Regions from separate parts of the Homo sapiens genome. Here region 2 is linked to region 1. The links are chromatin contacts, found by Hi-C in ENCODE. All regions are on one chromosome and are shown on one strand. Each heading gives the region's core, a stretch centred on a gene start or an enhancer-like site at or near the end of the contact. The rest is flanking DNA. Distances are from core to core; before and after follow the strand shown. Region 1 holds the start of MYNN (myoneurin). Region 2 overlaps FNDC3B (fibronectin type III domain containing 3B).

What was found. Hi-C counts contacts between places; a loop is a spot of excess contacts on that map. Pooled maps may share reads with other maps.
Region 2: a map of naive thymus-derived CD4-positive, alpha-beta T cell shows a loop between it and region 1 (7-fold over the local background). The contact joins the enhancer-like site here to the promoter of MYNN in region 1. A Hi-C loop is called at or near these places in 1 of 168 maps with a recorded cell type or tissue (naive thymus-derived CD4-positive, alpha-beta T cell), 1 of 37 single-sample maps with no recorded cell type and 8 of 50 pooled maps.

What each region holds. Positions count from the first base shown.
Region 1 is chr3:169,771,298-169,774,981 of GRCh38, reverse strand. It overlaps MYNN (myoneurin), which reads right to left and starts at 1,586. Exons shown (of 8, transcript NM_018657.5): 1 at 1,520-1,586; 2 at 421-717. The coding sequence starts at 686. TRV-AAC1-1 (tRNA-Val (anticodon AAC) 1-1) reads right to left here and starts at 2,752; the gene lies at 2,680-2,752. RefSeq lists enhancers at 1,487-1,781, 1,420-1,923, 1,497-2,046, 2,937-3,036.
Region 2 is chr3:172,107,406-172,111,089 of GRCh38, reverse strand. All of the region lies in intron 1 of FNDC3B (fibronectin type III domain containing 3B), which reads right to left. Among named protein-coding and RNA genes, the nearest start is that of FNDC3B, 70 kb to the right of the region's middle. Within about 2 kb of position 2,434, at least 4 of the 41 ENCODE cell types and tissues checked have a DNase peak (open chromatin) inside an H3K27ac peak, as active enhancers do.

The DNA of each region.
Region 1 (3,684 bases), core at 337-2,836:
CTGTAGTCCCAGTTACTAGGGAGGCTGAGGTGGGAGAATCGCTTGAACCCGGGAGGCAGAGGTTGCAGTGAGCCGAGATTGCCCCACTGCACTCCAGCCTGGGTGACGGTGAGCCCGTCTCAAAAATAAAATAAAATAAATTCATTGTGTTTAATGTTCAAGTTTACATAAGTGAAATCACAGGCTTTGTTTCAGTAAATAAACGTGTCAGAAATCTTACTGTTTATTATCTGTGCTTATGAAAAATATTGCCTGCTCATCCTAAATCAGTGATACTGATTTCTTTATAAAAACAAACATTGTGTGCATAAATAGGTGAAGAATTTGAGTTCAGAGAATGAATGGAAAAAATACAAATCTACTTTTGCTGTGAAGACTACTGACTAGCTTTTATAACTGAAAATAAAATGTGTACTTTACCTGTCAAGATTTAAAGTTCCTGTGTATATAAACTCCAACAGTTTCTGAAATCCATCAGCCTTCACCTGACTCTGATCAAGAAAGACATTGTTCTCAGAAGTGCTTCTGTAGATCGCACCAAAATACTCACTAAAGGAGGCCAGCACATTCCTATGAGCTTTAAACTGGAATTCCCCAATCACTATGGTACAGTCACAGAGAAAACCTGCTTCCCGCTGTTTGTTCAGTCTCTCTAAAAGGTGCTCACAGTGGTGCGAATACTGCATTTTGATATCAGAATGGAATTTTACCCTTGATCTAAAAGACAAAAAGAAACAGTAAATCAGTAACCGTAAGTTCTCATCAACGTTCAGTGAGGGAAGGGACAGAGGACATAACTTAAACAATTTTAGCCCCCTTGAAAATCCTTATCAAACATACATGGTTAAGAATGAAGGGATGAGTGCCTTTCTATCTTTGGTTACCTTGATCAACTAACACAATCCTTTGGACACATCAATAAGTGACGGTGAATGGCAACACTTCTACCACCTGCAAAAAGCACAGCAAAACCTGACGCTTTCACATCTGTTGAACCCTCAGATTTTCAAGCTCAGTAGACATACTTATGTTACAAAAAAATTTTTTAAACCACTAAGACATGATCTCTTGGGACAGATAGGGGCAGAACAGTACGAGTTTTTAAAAACTGCTCTCAAGTCACCAAAACCTGTTAGTTTCCCCAGTGCAGTTTCTCCAAAACGAGAGGTGGCTGCCCAGAAAGCCGGGAATGCGCCCGGCCATGGCTTGCTGTCAAAGGTTCTATCACTCGCGCTAAGGAGGCCACACCTTCTCCCTTCCCACTCTCTACGCGAGGCGGCATCCGAGAGTGACAACCAAAGCCAGTCCCTCCTCGGCTTCTGCCGCCCTGCCCTCTGCCCAGCTCCCACTCCCGCGAATTTCCACAGCAGAGGTTGTGGCCCAGGCCACCCCGGGGCTGCCTAGCCCAAGCCTTCCACCTGCGCCCCGACCCGTGCTGGAACTCCAAGGAGCCTGCCCTCTGATGGCCCAGGCTCTAGAGAGACCGGGATGGCGGGCTGGGGGTGAAGTAGGAACTCACCGATAGCAACCCAAGGGGGGAACACAGTTTCTTCACTCTGTCTCCGCCATCTTGGGAGGACGTCACCGAGCCACGCTCCGCCCCTCCCTTCCTTCCACGGTGGCGTCACGTCCGGCTCTGTCTTCCCGTGGCAGTGCGGGAGGTTCTGGGGCCATGGGGGTCCGGCGCCGGCCAGGGCGGTACAGGATGTACCACAGAGACCCACTCCCCAGCATGCCAGGGGTCCCCCGAAGCAGCAGGCGTCATGGATACGAGAGCTGAGGGCTCGCTAGCTCGCAGCGCTCCGCCTGTCTTCCTCATCGCGAGCATTCTGGTGCCGGCAGTCAGCGTCTGGCGCTCTGCCGGGGCTCTGCGCCGAGGCCCGGCAGCACAGCACCGCGGGCCTCTCTCCTGAAGCCAGCTGCGCACTGCGTGCGGGGGCTTGTAGTTGCTTGTCTTCTCCCATCATCCTCCCCTTCCTCGGGGCCCCACCGGTGGAAACTGCTGCATGTGTACTCGGATCTCTGCCATAGGGGATTTTTTAGCTGAGACTTGGCACCCCTTTCCCGCTTACGTACCTGAAAACTCTTGGCACCCCCTGGTTTTTTTGTGCCCCAGCCAACTGTAGCTCAGCTTCCAAGATGCCCTTACCTGGTGACAGAAGTCTGGGATGCACGAAAGCGGAGCAGCTGGGCACAGTGGGCATGCGCAACATTAGAGGAAGGTGGGCTTTATACCGGAAAAGGTTTTCCTGCGTCTGGACCAGAAGATTTTTAATACGATTATTTACAGCCACTTCAGACGAAAAACCAAGTGATATAATACAAAAATGCTCAGGAGGCGACAGGACTAACCACTTTTACACTTTGATCTTTCCTTCTAGGCTGTACATTATTTTTTCAGTGTTAGCTGGTGAGTCAAATTCATTTTTTAAAACCCGGGACACATGTTCCACGTGGCAAGGCTTCCATAAAAACATTTGGTGAACGAATAAAGTAACAAAAACTTACAGTTCAGACTCTCAAATTGCTATCATGTCTTTTGAAGGACCGGCATACATTAAGCTAAGGCTTCCCTCAGAAAAAAAAACAAAACAAACAACAAAAGAAAACAAAGCGTGATCTCACGCTTTCTTCCAAGCGAAGGAAAAAAAAAAAAAAAAAAAAAGGGATTTTTTAGTGTGTTTCCGCCCGGTTTCGAACCGGGGACCTTTCGCGTGTTAGGCGAACGTGATAACCACTACACTACGGAAACCCCACTTTGGAGAGGGTTTTGTAAAGTCCTTGATATGTAAGTGTCAATTCGCAATTCTCAAGTGATTATTATCAAATTGAGAGGAATGAATATAATGTATTTAAAGAAAAAAACAGAAAAGGAAAAATAGCCTATGCCCAATTGAACAGAGCTGAAACCATTTCAAAAGCTTGAATCTGCACGCACTTTCTTCCAAAGTGCCCGGGTACCGCAGTAGAAACCAGGCACTCCCGAGTTGCCCTTCCTTTGGGTGGCCTTTTTTTTTTTTGTCTCCCTGGAAAGGCGTTTTATTACACATCCTTTCCGCAGGTTGAGCTGCTCAGAGTCCGGGGCGAAGCAGGGGGCTTTCGTTATTCAGCCGCGAAAAAGCCATCCTTTCAGCTTCTGGTGGAAGGACGTGTAAAATTACTTTTGAATTTCCTCTTTTTGCTTCCGAAGACCAAGCAGAAGTTCTAAATTGACTGCTTGTTTTCAAATTCTCTACAGATGTATGCAGAATCAGACACCAAGATGCGTTTATTGACATGCAATGTACTTTCAAATTTTTCCAAACTTGAATTTCATATGACCTGATAAACTTCACTTTTCCTGCAAAAAGACAGGCACGTCCTTCAGCCTAAAAATCAAGAGTAGCGAATGAGGCTTGCAGATTACACCAGAAGGATAGAAATCGAAATATATATATTTATATTTATTATATATAAATATAAATTTTTATATATTTATTATATATAAACATAAATTTTTATATATTTATTATATATAAACATAAATTTTTATATATTTATTATATATAAACAAATTTTTATATATTTATTATATATAAACATAAATTTTTATATATTTATTATATATAAACATAAATTTTTATATTTATTATATATAAACAAATTTTTATATTTATTATATATAAACATAATTTTTTATATATT
Region 2 (3,684 bases), core at 1,185-3,684, 2.3 Mb before region 1:
TCTCACTCTGTTGCCCAGGCTGGAGTGCAGTGGCATGATCTCAGCTCGCTGCAACCTCCACCTCCCAGGTTCAAGCGATTCTCCTGCCTCAACCTCCTAAGTAGCTGGGATTACAGGCACGCACCACTATGCCCGCCTAATTTTCATATTTTTAGTAGAGACAGGGTTTCGCCATGTTGGCCAGGCCAGTCTTGAACTCCTGACATGACCTCAGGTGATCCACCTACCTCGGCCTCCCAAAGTGCTAAGTATGATGTCTTATTTAATGTTTCTTCAAAATCGCAGGTTGGATTAACAGGGTGGTTATTTACATTAGGGGGTCTGAGTATAAGGATCTAAGGGTGGAGAAGCAATTTCACCTTTTCTTCCCTCCTCCTTGGGCACTTGCTATTGAGGCTGTGGTGCAGACTGTGGCTCTGTTGTCTTCTCTGCATCCCCTCTGCTACATTAGCGAGTGCCAAAGCCCTCTCCTGCTTGGCATAGCTCTGACATCTTACAGGTGAGCCTAAGGATAGAACCTCTTCTCTCTTATCCAACAAGGCAAGAGGAGTAAACCCATTTCAGGGCCTCACTCTAGGTCCCTTCAGCCTCCATAGGTCCTTCTATTAGGCCAGCGTACAGTAAATAATGATACAGGTTTAGAGAGTTCAAATGGGAGGGAGATGAGGGTCCTTAGGACCTGCTTTGGGCTGAAGCTGTCTATACTCCATGTGGTCCAACCCATCTAACCAAAGTTTTGAACACTTGGATTTGCAGCTCAAATCCAAATAATGGTGCTACTTTGTTCCTATTTCTCATTGTTTCTTGTGTGAGTCCTGTGAGGGAATGGGGAGGTTGAACTGAGTAAGAGAAGACAGTTGTGATCTGGTACAATATTTAGGCATTCCTGGTCTCCTGTCTCTAGTACCGAAGAATGTCTGAACACCAACAACACATCTAACACTAACAACTCTAACCTTCTGGTAGGCATTGTGTTAACTAACAGGACCGCTGTCAATGAGACATAGCAATCCAACCCCGCTAAATAGCACCCTTAAGCACAGGTGTCAAGTCCTAAGCAGGGCATTAACTCCAGGTTCTGCAAGTGTGGGATAAGGTAGATGGATCCCCCAGACCCAGGCCCACAAAGGCCTTACAGAAGTAGGATAGAAGAGTATGGGGACTGACACAGATGTGCAAAACCATCTCTTTTCATAAGGCATTTTACCCCCCAAATAAACCAAAGAAGTCCACTGGCACAAGGAGATCATTATATTTGCTTTTGAAAACTTCATAGACAACTTTAGGTGAGATGCCTGAATCTTTTTCTCTACTACGTGATGGACTTTCCACCTCATACAGTGTTCAGTGGTTACTAGAAATGACTGGGAAGGGATGGAGGAAGGGGAGACAGGGAGGCTGTATGTACAAACACTCCTGAGAAAGATCAAGTGGGAACATATGAACATCATACACTCCTAAGTTTCAATTCAACCACCCAACAGTCACACCGTTGATCATGGAGAAAACAGAAGAAATAATAAAAGTGAATAAAGGCCACTGTGAGCCCAGCAGTCTCACTTAGCCATAACCAGTATTGCTGATCTTTTCCCTCAGCCACCAGCTTGCTAGAATCCAAGGCCTTCGGCCGGGCGCGGGGCTCACGCCTGTAATCCCAGCACTTTGGGAGGCCGAGGCGGGCGGATCACGAGGTCAGGAGATCGAGACCATCCCGGCTAAAACGGTGAAACCCCGTCTCTACTAAAAATACAAAAAAATTAGCCGGGCGCAGTGGCGGGCGCCTGTAGTCCCAGCTACTTGGGAGGCTGAGGCAGGAGAATGGCGTGAACCCGGGAGGCGGAGCTTGCAGGGAGCCGAGATCCCACCACTGCACTCCAGCCTGGGTGACAGAGCAAGACTCCGTCTCAAAAAAAAAAAAAAAAAAAGAATCCAAGGCCTTCTTTGTAATCCCTAACAGTTTCACCAGAGATAAACCAGACTTCATCCTGACAAGAATATAAGGTAACAGATTCAGCTAGATGGGGCCTACATGCAGCCAACGATGTTTAAATCCCCATTTCTGTGCTCCATGCACACACAGAGAGTACTTTTATTTGCCTAGAATGCAAGAGACATACAAAGAAATGAATTATTTCGAGGCAAGGAACTGCCCAACTACTTAAAAGCCAACTGCCTGCCAAGCTGTCCCTTAAAATGATCATAAAATAGAAATGACTTAGTCTATGCTCCATAGAAAACAGACTAGAGAAAAGGCAAGGAGGAAAAGCATAAAAGCATGAAAACATAAAACTTAGCGTTCACAGTAGTATCTTTTTGGTTATTCCCCAGGCATGAAAAGGGAAACGTAGTGAGTGTTCCCAGTAGAAAGTCACAGATTCAGGTTGTGAAGTGGGGAAACCACATTGCAAAACCATCAACAGTTAAAGCAGGTTAAGTCAGGCCAGGAGGCCTGGGAAGGCTTGTCATGAGCAGTCATCACTCTATAGTCACAGCAACCCAAAAGTGAACCTCCTCTGTTTTAACCAGTAACTGAGACAAAACTACACGTGGACTTAACTCTCAACAGGGTGGCTCAACTCAGCTGTGAGGAGACCTCAGGAATACCTACCTGATGAAAGCCGACAAGGCTTTTCAATGGAATTAAAAGAGGAAGCAATGGATGTGGAAGGCTTTCATCCATACAGTTAACTTTAAGAACTAAAGCTTACTCTATTTGTTTGTAATGATTGCGAATGGAAATTACACATGTTCTTCATTAAAGAGCAGGCTGGCCACAGCTTTTTTCTTAGGGATTTCAGGACAGTTTATAAGAATACTGTATTCAGTCATAAGGTGATGGATGAGGATGTTACTGAAACATTTTGACCTTACATATACAGAGCTATTATCACCCCACCTCTACTTTTTTTTTTTCTTTTTTTTGAGACAGAGTCTCACTCTGTTGCCCAGGATGGAGTGCAGTGGCGTGATCTCAGCTCACCACAAACTCCGCCTCCTGGGTTCAAGCTATTCTCCTGCCTCAGCCTCCCGAGTAGCTGGGACTACAGGCACGTGCCACCATGCCCAACTATTTTTTGTATTTTTAGTAGAGACGGGGTTTCACTATGTTGACCAAGCTGGTCTCGAACTCCTGACCTTGTGATCCGCCCGCCTCGGCCTCCCAATAAGTTCTTATGCTTAATTTTAATGTTTTTTTTTCTTTCTCTTTTCTTCATTAACCACACTCCCTCCAGTCTCAGGGCCTTTTCCTAAATTTGCTGTCTTAAATTTTCTTTGGGCTGAGCGGCCAGATTGTCAGTTACATACACACACAGAGAGGAGTCCCTGAGTACAGTTTCAGAAGTTCCTCGTGCGCTTTGTGCAGTCTTCCTTTTCACCACCAGCTGATCATCAGCTGTGAAGGTAGCTGAGCAGGCCAGATGTGTGATCTCTGGATAACCGCACTGTAACTCATTTTCATCTTAGTCAAAAAGTCTCAGTAGAAACCACCCTGACTAACACTCATCTTCTTGGTCTGGGTTCCTTCTTTCCTAGACAGATGTGTATCTGAGCTGGCCAAATCTATCACAGGACTCAGGCATTTTGGTCAAGGCTGTACCACATCCACACTGTCCCCCAACACACCACGGAGATGTGATCATGAATCCATTCTTGAAATCAACTACCCTTTACAAATGAAGAAAT